Regions from separate parts of the Homo sapiens genome. Here region 2 is linked to region 1. Evidence: read pairs that join two places in POLR2A ChIA-PET (ENCODE). Cell type or tissue: HepG2. All regions are shown on one strand. Region 1 overlaps TUBGCP6 (tubulin gamma complex component 6). Region 2 overlaps PLXNB2 (plexin B2).

What was found. Peaks named below come from ENCODE experiments on the same cell type or tissue, not always from the same donor. Only the 100,000 strongest peaks of a DNase experiment are listed, where the experiment ranks them.
Region 2: POLR2A ChIA-PET joins it to region 1 with 5 read pairs; 11 of 35 experiments call an interaction of 5 or more read pairs at or near these places.

The regions. Positions count from the first base shown.
Region 1 is chr22:50,240,207-50,242,706 of GRCh38, reverse strand. It overlaps TUBGCP6 (tubulin gamma complex component 6), which reads left to right. Exons shown (of 25, transcript NM_020461.4): 2 at 2,340-2,500. Among named protein-coding and RNA genes, the nearest start is that of TUBGCP6, 3.6 kb to the left of the region's middle. RefSeq lists an enhancer at 1,003-1,302. In HepG2, a CTCF peak has its summit at 1,419 (motif pointing left); DNase peaks (open chromatin) are centred at 936 and 1,406; H3K4me3 peaks cover 642 bases.
Region 2 is chr22:50,292,863-50,295,362 of GRCh38, reverse strand. It overlaps PLXNB2 (plexin B2), which reads left to right. Exons shown (of 37, transcript NM_012401.4): 2 at 585-644. Among named protein-coding and RNA genes, the nearest start is that of PLXNB2, 14 kb to the left of the region's middle. In HepG2, a CTCF peak has its summit at 1,916; DNase peaks (open chromatin) are centred at 1,312 and 1,792; H3K4me3 peaks cover 1,274 bases.

The DNA.
Region 1 (2,500 bases):
TGGATATGTTTTTGCTGTCTGTCGCCTGAGGCTTTACCATGGTACGCTGTAGCTCCTCATTTGAGTTTTGTATTTTATTGCTTTATCAGTGTTGCCAAAAGGATACATTGTTACTAGTCGTTCTATTCTTATGCGATAGCTAGATGATTTAGAAACATACATAATGCTACAGCAAATGTCTTGGTGTACAGCAGTTTTGTTTTTTGTTTTTGAGACAAGTCTTGCTCTGTCGCCCAGGCTGGAGTGCAGTGGTGTGGTCTCGGCTCACTGCAACCTCCATCTCCTGGGTTCAAGCGATTCTCCTGCCTCAGCCTCCTAAGTATCTGGGACTACAGGTGTGCGTCACCACACACAGCTAATTTTTGTATTTTATATGTTTGTATTTTTATTTTTTTATTTTATTTGATTTTTTTTTTTGACACAGTCTCGCTCTGTCGCCCAGGCTCGAGTGCGGTGGCACAATCTTGGCTCACTGCAAGCTCTGCCTCCCAGGTTCACGCCATTCTCCCGCCTCAGCCTCCTGAGTAGCTGGGACTACAGGTGCCTGCCACCACGCCCTGCGAATTTTTTGTATATTTAGTAGAGACGGGGTTTCACCGTGTTAGCCAGGATGGTCTCTATCTCCTCACCTCGTGATCTGCCCGCCTCGGCCTCCCAAAGTGCTGGGATTACAGGCGTGAGCCCGGCCTGATTGTTCTTTTTTTTTTTTTTTTTTTTTTTTTTGAGATGGAGTCTTGTGTAGGGACCAGCCCTACAGGGTCTGTGGGTTTTTCTCTCCATATGCGGAGACCAGAGATGGTAGAAATAAAGACACAAGACAGAGATAGAAGAAAAAACAGCTGGGCCCGGGGGATCACTACCACCAACACGTGGAGACCAGTAGTGGCCCCAAATGCCAGGCTGCGCTGTTATTTATTGGATACAAGGCAAAAGGGGCAGGGTAAGGAGTGTGAGTCATCTCCAATGATAGGTAAGGTCACGTGGGTCACGTGTCAACTGGACAGGGGGCCCTTCCCTGTTTGGCAGCCGAAGCAGAGAGAGAGGAGACAGCTTACACCATTATTTCTGCATTTCAGAGACTTTTAGTACTTTCACTAATTTGCTACTGCTATCTAGAAGGCAGAGCCAGGTGTACAGGATGGAACATGAAAGTGGACTAGGAGTGTGACTGCTGAAGCACAGCATCACAGGGAGACGTTTAGGCCTCTGGATAACTGCGGGTGGGCCTGAGTCATGTCAGGCCCTCCACAAGAGGTGGTGGAGCAGAGTCTTCTCTAACTCCCCCAGGGAAAGGGAGACTCCCTTTCCTGGTCTGCTAAGTAGTGGGTGCTTTTCCTAGGCACTGACGCTACCGCTAGACCAAGGTCCGCTAGGTAATGGGCGTCTTCCCAGGTGCTGCCATTACCACTAGACTAAGGAGCCCTCTAGTGGCCCTGTCTGGGCATGACAGAAGGCTCACACTCTTGTCTTCTGGTCACTTCTCACCTTGCCCCTTCAGCTCCTGTCTCTGTATGGCCTGGTTTCTCGTAAGTTACAATTGTAGAGCGAAGATTATTATAATCTTGGAATAAAGAGCAATTGCTACAAACTAATGATTAATAACGTTCATATATAATCATATTTATGATCTATAGTGTAACTATTCTTGTTCTATATATTTTATTGTACTAGAACAGCTCGTGCCCTCGGTCTCTTGCCTCGGCACCTGGGTGGCTTGCTGCCCACAGTCTTGCTCTGTCGCCCAGACTGGAGTGTGGTGGCGCAATCTCGGCTCACTGCAACCTCCGCTTCCCGGGTTCAAGCAATTCTTCTGCCTCAGCCTCCCGAGTAGCTGGGACCACAGGTGCCCACCACCACGCCTGGCCGATTTTTATATTTTTAGTAGAGACGGGGTTTCACATGCTGGCCAGGCTGGTCTCAAACTCCTGACCTCAGGTGATCCACCTGCCTCAGCCTCCCATAGTGCTGGGATTACAGGCGTGAGCCACTGCGCCTGGCCCCGGTGTACAGTAGTGTTTTAATGTTGAGTGTGATTTTTTTAATTCTGGGTTCCCCACATTGGAATTTCCAGGTCTGAGGCATCTCAAAAAGTTTCACTCTAAGTTCCACTGAGGCTTATGTGTTACATGGAATTGGAAATTGGCAGCCTTGACGACTTATTTTGTTTAATTCCTTAAATGGCTCATTGGTGGGAAACATTGTATGGTACACATGCGCTTGAGAAAAACAGAAGAAACATTTTGTTAGGTCTTTGCATAAAGTTCCTGAAATTCTCATCGCCCTTGGATGAAACGTGGACACAGCAATAAGTGGCGGTTTGCCCTTCCCTGTGTCTCCAGGTCCCACCGAGTGTGGATCAGTGGGAAGACGAAGGATTCCAGTCAGCGTCCAACTTGACTCCTGATTCCCAGTCTGAGCCCAGCGTGACCCCAGACGTGGACCTGTGGGAAGCCGCACTTACCTATGAGGCCAGCAAGCGGAGGTGCTGGGAGCGAGTTGG
Region 2 (2,500 bases), 53 kb before region 1:
AGGGTCATGGGTGTGCGTATTTTTCAGAAAGCAACTTTTTTTTTTTTTTTTTTTTTGAGACGAAGTCAGGCTGGAGTGTAGTGGTGCGATCTCCGCTCACTGCAAGTTCCATCGGCCGGGTTCATGCCATTCTCCTGCCTCAGCCTCCCGAGTAGCTGGGACTACAGCTGCCCGCCACCAGGCCCATCTAATTTTTTTGTATTTTTAGTAGAGACGGGGTTTCACTGTGTTCACCAGGATGGTCTTGATCTCCTGACCTCGTGATCCTCCCGCCTCGGCCTCCCAAAGTGCTGGGATTACAGGCGGGAGCCACCGCACCCGGCCTCAGAAAGCAACTTTTATTTTAAGCAAAGTAATAGCCATACCTAGTTTAAACAGGCAGAAAGCCCCTGACAGAGGGGAGTGCCAGGAGCCCTGGAGGTGTCTGAGGAAGGGGCTGTGCAGGGGCCAGAGGGAAGCCAAAGGCCAGATGGGGTCCTGTGGGATGTTTCTTCCCCCAAGCCCCACCAGCATGGGACAGAGGTGGGGGGCTCCACAGCAGACCGGGCTCCTCTTGTGACCGGCGTCTCTCCTTTGCCTCCTAGAGAATCTCGATGCTGGCCTGGAGCAGAAACTGAGCTGGACCACTGGAGCCTCGGTGAGGGGTCTGTACCCCACCTGGGAAAGGCAGTGGGTGGCTGGGGCTATGTGGACAGGGAGGCCGGAGGTATCTAGAACTGCCATGTGGTGTCTGCAAGGCTCTGTCCAGCCAGGTTTCAACCGTACCTGTCACTCTGCCACCCTTCCCATGGCCTGGCCTGGATGGAAGTGGGGAGCTTCCCTGCCCATGGAGCCGCTGTGAGGCTCCCATGGTTCTCTGAGGCCAAGCTGTTGCTCAGGCCAAGCTTTTGCTCAGGTGGAGTGGTCTGCAGTGAGACTGTGGCACCGGGTTCTGGGACATCAGGGCTGGGAATTGGAGCGTTGGGGGTGTGGTGGGGGGGTGCCTGTGCAGACGCTTTGTGGGCAGCAGCAGCTGGAGTTGCTGTGGCCTGGTCTGGATGGAAGTGGGGAGCTTCCCTGCCCAGCAGCAGCCGGAGTTGCTGTGGCCTCTTGAAAGTGCCCCTCCGAGCTTCAGCCAGGAGGAAGGCACCAGAGGGCCCGAGGAAATCCCCGCCAGCCCCGTAAGTGGGGGTCCCAGGAGGGCTTCAAAACAGGAAGTGCCTGCTGCCCGCCCTCCCTCCTGTTCCAGGAACACAGGCAGCAGGAAGCGTAGCTGGCTGTGCCTGGCGCCTCCTGCGCCGCCGGAGCTTTGCTGCTGGTCCGGTGGGTTGCCCTTTGCTCCTGGGCCTGGGCAGGCAGGTCACCTGAGGCCTTGTTTGTCCAGGAACCAGAAGGCAGCTGCCACCTGTAGGGTGTCACCCCAGCCGCGCCTGCCACCCTGAAAAGCCTGGGCCTGTAGGACCCTGGGAGTCAGGCTTTCCCTGGTGGCACACGGTGGTGTTTATTGAGCACTTAGGGTGTGCCAGCCCCCGGCAGGGACAGGAGAGCCTTCTTCCTGTACCGGGGCCCCTACAGCCCTGGCGGGTGGGTGAGTGTCTTCCCTGGGTGGAAGCTGGGGGACGGCTGAGGGGTGGCTTGTGGGGGCCCAGAGCCATTGCTTTTCCTGGGGCTAGGGGCGCCGCAGGGTTCCCCAGGCTGCCCCACCACGGTCCGGGCCAGATCCGAGGGGACCGTGGGCCCCGCCCCCGCGCTGCCCCCGCATTCCCCTCCCAGCTGCGGGCGCATTCCATTCATTCCCGGGAGCTGCGCCTGGCTGAGGCTGCCTCTGCCACTGCCACCGAGCTGGGCCGGGTGAGCGAGCTGGGCCGGGTGAGCGGGGCTGGGAGGGGAGGGCAGCAGGCCTGGGCGCAGGGCCGAGGGGCCTGGACGTTGCCTGCCCCCGCTGGCGCCACTGGGTGCACTTAGAAGGCGGGGGCCTGCGGGACCTGCCCCCGGGTGGCTGTGGGTAGGGGAGGGGCGCGGCGGGGGTTGGGGAGCCTTCGGGCAGGCGCTGCTCCTCCCTGGTAGGGCCATGGGCTGTGGCTGTAGCCTACGGGCCTCTCCTGGAGGCCTGGGACTCCTGTGCCCTCCTCTCCTCTCCCCTGGACAGGCCACTGAGCCACAGCGGGGGACCCTGGCTGAGCTGGGCATAGAACCCCCTCCACCAGGATCATGCCCAGAGGTTCCCGTGGGCTTGTAGAATCTTCCTGTCTCTCACTAAAGCCAGCATCTTTTCCTGGCTGATCACCCCTATCCTGGTGAAGCCTGGGGTCCCATGGCCCTACCCAGCCTCTCTGCCACCAGTCGGCCAGGAACTCCCTAGCCTGTGGGTGGTCACCTCTCCCAGCGGCTGCTGTGCTCGTGGGCACCTGGGGGGCTCCAGGGGTTGGGCAGCAGCTGAGCACTGAACCCCCAGTGCAGGGAGGGAGTTCTGTGCCGGGCAGGAGCTGCCTGTCTAATGGGTGCACTCCCAGGGAGCAGG